Regions from separate parts of the Homo sapiens genome. Here region 1 is linked to region 2. Evidence: read pairs that join two places in POLR2A ChIA-PET (ENCODE). Cell type or tissue: IMR-90. All regions are shown on one strand. Each heading gives the region's core, and the rest is flanking DNA. Links, peaks and the distances in the headings are about the cores only. Region 1 overlaps LINC02541 (long intergenic non-protein coding RNA 2541). Region 2 has its middle 81 kb from the start of LINC02541.

Region 1 (5,500 bases), core at 204-5,203, 85 kb after region 2:
ATATTGGCCAGGGATGGGCCAGGCGCGGTGGCTCATGCCTGTAATCCCAGCACTTTGGGAGGCCAAGGCAGGCGGATCATGAGGTCAGGAGGTTGAGACCAGCCTGGCCAACATGGCTTAAACCCGTCTCTACTAAAAATACAAAAAGTTAGCTGGGTGTGGTGGAGGGCACCTGTAATCCCAGCTACTTGGGAGGCTGAGGCAGGAGAATTGCTTGAACCCAGGAGGCGGAGGTTGCAGTGAGCTGACATCACACCATTGCACTCCAGCCCAGGCAACAGTGTGAGACTCCATCTCAAAAAAAAAAAAAAAAAAAAAAAAAAAAAAAAGTTGGCCAGGGCTACAATCTTATCAGTTATCATTTTCAGGCTTTTTGGTTGTTGGCAGAATTCCGTTTCTGTGGTTGTAGGACTGAAGTCTTTGCTTTCTTGCTGGCTATCAATGAGGGATCATTCACAGCTCCTAGAGGCTTCTTGCCATTTTCTGCTACGTGGCCCTCTCCACAACATGGCAGTTTTCTCCTTCAAAGCCAACAGGAAAGTGACTTTGGCTTTGAATCTCTATTTTGTTTTAACTGCTCACCTGATTAAGTCAGGCTCACCCCAACATAATCTCACTCTTGATTAATTCACAGCCAACTAACTGGACACCTTAATTATATTTTCAAAACCCTTTTTTGCCATATAATAGAATGTAATTATGGGAGTGACATCCCATTGTATTCACATGTCCTGCTCACATTCAAGGAGAGAGTACTGTAGAGGGTGTGTACGTCAGGAAGCAGGAATCTTGGGGAGCATCTCAGAATTCTGCCTACCACAATGTGCTGCTTGGGGCAGAAGTAAGCAAGGTTAGGTAGCATACACACACGGGGGAAATTGTAGCTTTCAGCAAGCACAGTGGCATGGGTAGTACTTCCAGGGGTGCTTTAGTGGAGTTTTCACTTCTGTTTTCTAGTGCCATGTGAGCCAAAAAGTCAGCAGCAACAGCAGAGGTGTTTTTGGTAGGAAAACTGATGTGGTTGGGCATTTTTCCTGGGTTTTCCTTGGTAGCATTCAAGACTAGTTTTTTGGTCTTCAATTACATGGTATAAGCTACTGGTTATAAGTACTCTTCTGCTTAAACTATCTATAGTGAATACGTTTATATGCAATATAAATCCTTTATTGCTACAATAAGATCATCAACTGGACCTCTTTTTATATCTCCATTAAAGTGTGTAATTCTGCATTGTTTTTGTAAATTCATAGAACTTTAGAGCAGGAAGAAAACTTCTGCTTCTAGAAAGAGGTCTTTTGAACTATATTCTATGGAAACTTATAGCTCAAGTTATAATAATAGGCTTTTATTGGGGTGGGGGAGTATTCAATAGTCATGCTAACTTGGGATACATTATACACACTTAGAACTTACAATAATACCCATTAGCATATTAAAGACTCAGAGATCCTACAGAGAAAAAAATAACAAAAAACTAAACTCAACTATCTAGGCTGGGTGCAGTGGCTCACGCCTGTAATTCCAGCACTTTGGGAGGCCAAGGTGGGTGCGTCGCTTGAGGTCATGAGTTCGAGACCAGCCTGGCCAACATGGTGAAACCCCCTGTCTCTACCAAAAATACAAATTTAGCTGAGCATGGTAGCGCATACCTGTAATCCCAGCTACTCAGGAGGCTGAGGCAGGAGAATTGCTTGAACCTTGGAGGCAGAGGTTGCAGTGAGCTGAGATCATGCCATTGCACTCCAGTCTGGGCGACAGAGCAAGACTCTATCTCAAAAAAAAAAAAAAAAAAAAAAAATATATATATATATATATATGTAGGGTGAAGGCTTTAAACCATGCTAACTAGACTTCCTGACTCCTAGGAACATAAAGCTTATTTGTTACTCCCTACATTTGCCTGAGAAGTAAGCTTCAGTGAATACAAACACAGCCTCAGGAGGAAGCACAATATATTAATATAACTAGTTCTGGCAAATCTATCCATGATGTATCCATGAGACCTGTCTTATCTCTTTGAGGAGCTTGCGACCCCATGTATGTTCACCCACACACCACTCAGCAGAAGATAACTGCCCAGAGAGTAGGCCAAGGGGGATGTTCTCATGACTCAGTTACTCACATGAGCGCCCTTCCTAGGTACCAAGGCCAAGGGCCCCCTGACCGCAGGAAAATGAGACTTGTGAAATTAGGCTCCAGGACATTTTGCTTACTGTAGTGCAATTATCTTCCATGTAGACATTCTAGGCTTAGGATTTGATAGAAAATAAATTGCTCTAAAATAAGTCCAAAATTAAAAAGAAAAAAATGTATTAAGGTCACCGCAGAAGGCAATACAAATGGAGTACATAATAGAAACCTGATTCCTGAATCAGAATGCTTGTGAGCACATGTCCCCTGCATTCCATGATGTAAATCACATCACACACATCAGACCAAGAAAGATGAGCTTCCAGGAGGTGCATATTTTCAGCATGAAAACAAGGAGTCATTCGTGTGATAAGCACAGTTTATGGTCAGCTGGCTGGCCTGACACACCTCGGCTTTTACTGTTCCCCAAGGCCACATGGTTGCATCTTGCAGAGGCCAGGGGTGAATGTGAACGTGCCCAAGCAGCTTTAGACCTTGAGGCCCCCCTTTGCTGTTCTTGGAAGGAACTTCAACTGAATAAAGAATCTGGGCTCCACCACATTTTTATTACTGGGAAGAAAATTTCCCCTTCAGGGCAGAGAGGTACAATCACAAGTTAGACTTCTGCTGGTCTCCTCCCTGCTCCGCAGTTTTCTCGTCCTTTCTTTGGGAGACACATTTCTAAAAGGACTGGTACACTGGTCAGAAACGGAAACCAAAACCCCACAAACAGTCCTCATGGCAATGTTTTGTAGCCACTGAGACCCGTAAAAGAAATGAAATCTTGGTCAGGCGTGGTGGCCCACGCCTGTAAACCCAATACTTTGAGAGGCCGAGGTGGGCAGATCACCTGAGGTCAGGAGTTCGAGATCAGCCTGACCAACATGGTGAAACCTCTTTTCTACTAAAAATACAAAAATTAGCCTGACGTGGTGGCCGGCGCCTGATATCCTCAGGAGGCTGAGGAAGGGAGAATTGCTTGAACCAGGGAGGATTGCGCCACAGCATTCCAGCCTGGGCAACAGAGCAAGACTCCATCTCAAAAAAAAAAAAAAAAAAAAAAGAAATGAAATCGTAAACAAATCAGCCACTACATTAGTCATAAAGGGACTTAAACCACAACACACACCTACTACAATTCTATGGGAAAAGTTTCCACATATGTGCAATTCTCTGAGGTTTGTGGTATTTCCCATGGCTCCAACTGAGGAATGACTACAGTCATGCACTATGAAAGTCTCTCAGGCTTTGTGGAGTTGCATTTATTGCTTTTAAATAGTTAGGAAAAGATAATTTAGGAGTTTTGGTAATGGCATAAAGCAGTTTTGTTTTATTCTTACATGCCTCAGTCTGTTGAATAGACCATTCTCTGGCTTTTTTGTTTCAGCTGTTGAGCCTTGACTCAGAGGCTTGCAAAGCTATCAGGCCAGTTGAAGTTGGTTGTAGGGATACTCTTGAGGACTATAAAAAAAAAATCCTGCTTTTTTGAAAACTTGGTAATGTAAGCCTCCAAGAAATGGGACATATTTCAGCTTTTAACTATCCTGTGATATGTTTAGAGAGGAATAAAATAATTGGCAAAATACTTTCCAAGCCCTAAATATTGGCTTGTTATTTATCAAAAAGTAAAATCAGATTATAAATGATATTTTTCTTTATTATTAATCCTCAAAACTTGGCTGAAACTATATTTAGTCTATAATTGAGGAAATGCTATGAATATTTAAAGCACAAAGTTTTAAAACATAGTCAATTTTGCTTTGTTAGATTGTATACAACCAGTAGACACACACTAGATTTGTAGACACATATTTTTCTGTTTAGGTGATATGTCTGATATGTACATCAGGAAAGCCCAGAAAACTCTGAAAGTGTAAGTTGCCCAGTGCCTGTATAATGCTTCTTTTTTCAGTATTACACAAAAATTCACCAGCAAGTGTCTGGTACCTACTCCGCATTCTAGCATGACATGAAGTTCCACTAGTTACAATATTCTTTTTTTTTTTTGAGACGGAGTCTCGCGCTGTTGCCTAGGCTGGAGTGCAGTGGCATGATCTTGGCTCACTGCAAGCTCTGCCTCCCGGGTTCACGCCATTCTCCTGCCTCAGCCTCTCGAGTAGCTGGGACTACTGGTGACTGCCACCATGCCCAGCTAATTTTTTGTATTTTTAGTAGAGACGGGGTTTCACCATGTTAGCCAGGATGGTCTCCATCTCTTGACGTCGTGATCTGCCTGCCTTGGCCTCTGAAAGTGCTGAGATTACAGGCGTGAGCCACTGCGCCGGGCCTTACAATATTCTTTATTGGAAGAAATGTGGGTTTATTTTTCACTGGGAATTATTTGTGCTAAACTTATATTTAAAACGAATTTTATTTTTCAAGAGTAATGTTTCCAGACTTGGGGTAGTATAGGATGAGTACATTTCCACTCCTTCTCTTTCTTTCATCTAATGGCCTAAATTAATTTCAATCTACCAAAACCAAAATGAAGTTACTCCCTTTAAAATCCTGATTCATAATGATCCAAAGAATGAAAGAAAGATGTGGTGGGGGTTCCCAGAAGAATGTCCGGGTATTTTCCGAGTTATTACTGCATACTAGGGTTTTCAGTTCAAATTCTGGGAAGGAAACAAGAGGTGTTGATGGTGTGGATAAGGGTCCTCAATTATTTTTCTTCTTTTGTCAGTCTGTAACTTTAAATGTCTTCCTGGAGCAAAGCAGGAATGGCTGCTTTGGATTTCAAATGAGCACTCAAACAATTTTATCTGGCCCAGAAATGGACATGTTTTTGATAAGTGAATGAGGAGAGCTGATATCTCCATTTCAAAGGAGCTGGCAGAAGGCCAAGAGTCAGCTCTTAGGAACCTGGAGGGAAACACTCATAAAGCTTGCTGATAGCCCTCCATGGTTGCCTTGAGCCTGGACTTTGAACTCTTCACTGCTGTTCTAACAGGTAAAGCCCCAGATGCAAATATTTGGTTTGACTCTTTGTTACTGTAAACACTGCAGCCCTCAGGATGATGTGATCTGTAGAATTTGCAGCTGTTTGCACAGATGTTATCAAAACAATTTCAAATTCTACTTCCTTGTTATTTTTCAAGAATTACTAGCTTAGCTGGTATTTTGGGGAAGAGTTTTGGTAAGGATAGGTGAGCAAGGAGGTTAGGGAAGGAAAAATGACAACAATACATGGGGAGCCCAGGACTCTGTATACACATTCAGAAACAAGGTCAAAGAGAGCGTGGAGCAATCATCCAATGAATCCAAATTCCACATCAGCCCAGGAAAGGTAAATATCAATGAGCTCAAGGGGGAAACATCAAAGCTCACCTCCATCCAACACAGGTTGTTCCTCTTCTTTGCTTTTTGT
Region 2 (5,222 bases), core at 223-5,222:
TACCTGTTCTGGACATGCTGACTCTTCAAAATAGGGTTTTCTTTTTTTTAAACTCTACGTACTTGGAGAAATCTATGACACATGGCTCGTAGTTTATGTCCCAGCTGTTTTCTCTTAACCTTGACTCTGGGAATTTTTCCCCCAAACTAATTTATATATCAAGGCAGGATGCAGGTCAGTGGGGAGTTGTATTTTGGATGCAAGGATGTTAAGGCACAGAGCATGAAAAGACAACAGGATAATCGTTGCAAATTATATATTAGTAGCTTCATAATTTTCAATTCTTTCTCACTGTCCCATAGTTTTTCTTCTCTCTTTCCTCTTTTGCCTTTATCAAACTTTCACAGATGCTGTTTTGCCCCAACTTTGTAGTTTGGATGTGAGGATATTAAGGCACAGAGCATGAAAACACAACAGGATAATCTTTGCAAATTATATATTAGTAGCTTCATAATTTTCAACTCTTTCTCACTATCCCATACTTTTTCTTCTCTCTTTCCTCTTTTGCCTTTTTCAAACTTTCACAGATGCTGTTTTGCCCCCAACTAAATGACTTATGTTTCTGAAGTAATTCTAAACCTCTATGGGCAAGAGCGGCACTCCTTTTAAAGTCATAGGATCACAGGAACAATTAATTAAAAACAGCAGGCTCTTACCTGATGTCTTCAGGATGACTTTTAATTATGCTAAATGCCCTACTTTTTTCTAATGAGGATGTTCTGTAAACCCTGCACATGGTTTTCCCATCCTGCCTGTGCAGACAAACCCTGTGTCCAGCAGGACTGCTGTTGCTTGCCAGACCAAATCCTTTCTCTGCGACAAAGCCTGCCATTGTGTCTCCCATGCAGCCCCACTGATTTTTCCCAAAGGGCCTTTTAGAACATGTGCGCACTTATTTCCATTCCCTGATGTGCTGAACGCAATAATAGCCAGAGAACCATGGTAACTTGCCTTCACCCCGGACTGGGACTCAGCACTGTCTGGTGTTCCCTGAAAGCCATATCTGACAGCTGGACTCTGTGTATGTGTGTGTGCTAGTGGGGGAGGGCAATCTCTGCTGCTTTTGTTGGAGGGTGAGGGAGGAATAAAGAGCTGAAGAAGTGACATGGTGTCAGTGTCCTCATTGACTCAGCTGTTCAGGAGCCTAATCCTGGCTCACAACTGGATGTCCAAGGGATTGAAGGAGAACTTTCCTCCTGGCTACCTTCCAAGTGTTTCCAAATGCACTTGAGAAAGTTCCATGTGATTTTTTTTTTTCATGTAGCACCTGCTCTAACAATCCAAAAGCAACTTTTTTTCTCCTCTATTATACTTGTACATCTGTTATTTTGCTGACATGGAAGCTAACATAACAATCAGATTCATTACTTGCCCAATAAGTCGATTCCAACTAAGCTTAAAAGACCTCCGTGTATTCTTTGAGCATTTATCCAATGAGAGAACAAATTAAGAAATCCTGTCTTTAAAGGATTTTGGGGGTTAGATCAGTAACATATCATTCATACAAGTTTGTTTCATTTCATGGTGGTATTGAGATGAAAGTAGAATGTCTGAATGATGAATAAGACAGTGAGAGATACCTGGAAATCTTTTTTTTCACTTTTCCTTAAGAAAAAACAAATTTTTGGAAAGAACTTTAAAAATTCCTCAACTTCCTGTCCACAGAACAATTTTAACAGATGAAGACCTTAATGGAATGACAGTTCCTTTTTTAAAAAACTTATTCTTAATAATAAAAAGAAAGAAATAGCTTCTTTTCTAGAGCTATTTTTTTCCCTTAGAATTACAACAACACATACAACTTCACACCCTCAAAAAAGTAAGAAAAATAATTAAAAATAAAATCTACTTGTATGTCCTTCAGTGGCGTGGAGGTGAGTGATGAAAAAAGGCAATTAGAAAACAACCTCCCCTGTTGAAGCACACGCCTTGGTTCAGCCCTAGACAACTTTCTTTGTGTGAGGCTGGGTGGTGCCTCACACTAAAGGGAAACATAAAATAAAGTTTCACTAAACAGAGTATGTTTGGAGAGAAAGAGAGCAAATAAACTAGTTAAAAAAGGTGCTATGGCTGGACACACCAAGCTGGCCGAAGACATGCTGGTGTTGGAGTTGTAGATAGTTATTATTCTCAGTAGGAAAATTTAAATCAACAGGATAAACTTTATGTATGCTCACATACAGCCAGTTTATATAATGTGGACTTTATCTAAATTAGAAATGAATTCTGCTGCTGGGCGAGGTGGCTCACACCTGTAATCCCAGCACTTTGGGAGGCCGAGGCGGGCAGATCACGAGGTCAGGAGATTGAGACCATCCTGGCTAACATGGTGAAACCCCGTCTCTACTAAAAATACAAAAAATTAGCCGGACGTGGTGGCGGGCGCCTGTAGTCCCAGCTGGCCTCTTTTTTTTTTTTTTTTTTTTTTTTTTTTTTGAGATAGGGTCTCTTTCTTTTCCTCAGACTAGAGTGTGACTATACTCAGTGGCATGATCACGGCTCACTGCAGCCTCAATTTTCCAGGCTCAAGCAATCCTCCCACCTCAGCCTCATGAGTAGCTGGGACTACAGGCACAGACAACTATGTCTGTTATTGTTAATCTTAAATTCCATCCAGCAAACATAATTGAGTGCCTGTTACATAAAGAGTTGTGCTACAGGCTGCAGGGAATAAAAGCTGAATAAAACGTAACCCTCCTGAGGTGTTACAGGCTAATTGCAAAAAATGGAGGTAGGAAAGAATAGGAACATTTCTTAAACGTCTAGGACTAGGAAAAATAAAATAAGTCACATAGTTACTATGTATTTTTAAAAAAGATTTGAGGGCTGGGCACAGTGGCTCACACCTATAATCCCAGCACTTTGGGAGGCTGAGGTGGTTGGATCACTTGAGCCCAGAAGTTCAAGACCAGCCTGGACAACATGGTAAAACCCCACCTCTAAAAAAAACTAAAATAAAAAATAAAATAAAAATAGAGAAAATAAAAAAGATGTGGAGCTTCAGCATACAGTAAAGTTACTGTTTGATTAAGGGTTAGGTATAATTTCTTTTTCTATTTTTTATTTTACTTTAAAAATGTATTTAATTTATTTATTTATTATTATTATTTTTGAGACAGAGTCTCACTCTGTTACCCACGCTGGAGTGCAGTGGTGCGATCTCGGCTCACTGCAACCTCCACCTCCCTGGTTCAAGCGATTCTCCTGCCTCAGCCTCCCAAGTAGCTGAGATTACAGGCATGTGCCACCACACCCGGCTAATTTTTTTTGTATTTTTAGTAGAGATGGAGTTTCACCATGTTGGCCAGGTTGGTCTTGAACTCCTGACCTCAGGTGATTCACCCGCTTCAGCCTCTCAAAGTCCTGGGATTACAGGCATGAGCCACCAGGCTTGGCCTATCATTAATTTTTTTTAGAGATGGGGCTTTTCTGTGTTGCCCAGGCTGGTCCCTAACTCCTGGTTGAATTCCAACCCATAAGAAGGAGTATTCCAGGTCTAGTTAACCGGATGAGTTAAGGCTGCAAAGTTCAAGTTGTGTTATTTTTTCCAACTAACCCACAGATATTTACCATATAACTGTAACAGTACAATTATGTATGTGTGTATACATATATATGTGCATGTATGTGCAGGTGATCTGCCTGCCTCAGCTTCCCAAAGTGCTGGGATTACAGGCATGAGCCACCGTGACTGGCCAACAAATATCTATTGAGCACCTCTGATATAAGCCATGTCTAGGCACTGAGGAAACAACAATGAAGAAAGCAAAATCTTCACAATCATGGAGCTAATGTTCTAATAGTAAGAAATGACAAAAAAAAAAAACAACCAAAAAACAAGTGAGTATTTATGTCCTATGCCAATAAAATCTATGGAGAAAACCTAATTAGGTAAAGAGGAGAGGGCATACTTTATATAGGTGGTCAAAGAAGACATGACATTTGAATAGAGACTTGAAGTCAGTAAAGGAACAAGCCAAACAAATATTTGGAGAAAGGACATTGCATGCAACTGGAACAGCAAGTGCAAAAGCCCTGAGGGAGATGTGTGCCTGGGAGTGTAAGAGGCAACGTGGAGACCAGACGGACTGGAGCAGAGTGAGCCAGAGGAGAGCATTAGGAGTCTGAGGTGTGAGAACTTGGGGGATGGGAGTTGGATAGGCCTTCAAAGCCATTGTAAGCACTTCGGCTTTTAGTCTAAGTGCAATGGAAACATTGGTTGATTCTATACAGAAGAGTGACGTGATCTGACTTATATTTATGGAGGTGTGGGAGATGTGGGCCAAAGTGGCAGTGGCAGAGTGAGAAATGGGTATAATCTGGAATAATCTGAAGAAAGAGCTTTACCAATTAATTAGAACTGGAGAGTGAGAGAAAAAGAAGAGTCAAGTACAACTTGAAAATTTTTGCGTTAAGCACCAGGAAGGAGGCCCGAAAGAAAGGGAACAATGTGGAAGCCATAAACCAAAGCTGAACCACAGTCTACAATGTTGACCCCAAAGTTTCCTAGATACTCCGTTGGAAGGGACAGTTCTTTCAAGGAATGATGATGGCCCAACTCTACAGCACATGTCACTTGTGCAACTGCTGCACTATCACCCACGTGAGTGAAACCCACAATTCCTAAAGAACAAAGACTGAAATGGCCTTCATACAAAGCTTTGCTCATAATGAAGGAGGCCAGATGCATTTTGGGTTTTCAGTTATTTCATACACTGTGGGTTAACAGCCCATAAAATTTTATTTACAGAAACCTTATTTTCCAGTGGGGAAAGAGAAAGATAATAAATAAGCAAGTAAATATATGATGTGTCAGGTGTTACATGGCCACTGGAGATCTTTGCCCAGCTAGCCCCATCTACTCTAAAATAAGAAAACATTCCTTTTTCATGACTGAACTAACATCTACACTAGATATCTAGATATAAATATATATAATGAAAGCCACAAGTATAAGCTACATATGCATTAAGAAGGAATAAGAAACAGGTGAAATTAATTTTATTCATATATTTTATTTTACCCAATACACCCAAAATATTTTCATTTCAGCATGTAATTAATATAAAAATTATTAAACGATATTATTAAATGATAATATAAAAATTATTAAACGATATCATACTAAATCTTCAAAGTCCACTTGTATTTAATACTTAAAGTGTGTATTTTATACTTACTCAGACAAATGGTCAGTAGCCAACTATGGCTAATGGCCACCA

What was found. ChIA-PET counts read pairs that join two places held together with the same protein. Peaks named below come from ENCODE experiments on the same cell type or tissue, not always from the same donor. Only the 100,000 strongest peaks of a DNase experiment are listed, where the experiment ranks them.
Region 1: POLR2A ChIA-PET joins it to region 2 with 11 read pairs; 8 of 35 experiments call an interaction of 5 or more read pairs at or near these places.

Annotation. Positions count from the first base shown.
Region 1 is chr6:113,642,780-113,648,279 of GRCh38, reverse strand. All of the region lies in intron 1 of LINC02541 (long intergenic non-protein coding RNA 2541), which reads left to right. Among named protein-coding and RNA genes, the nearest start is that of LINC02541, 4.5 kb to the left of the region's middle. RefSeq lists enhancers at 4,858-4,927, 4,839-5,133, 4,748-5,280 and a silencer at 4,839-5,133. In IMR-90, for the core only: no CTCF peak of the experiment used is centred there; DNase peaks (open chromatin) are centred at 2,469 and 3,309; H3K27ac peaks cover 735 bases.
Region 2 is chr6:113,728,457-113,733,678 of GRCh38, reverse strand. No RefSeq gene overlaps it. Among named protein-coding and RNA genes, the nearest start is that of LINC02541, 81 kb to the right of the region's middle. In IMR-90, for the core only: no CTCF peak of the experiment used is centred there; no DNase peak of the experiment used is centred there.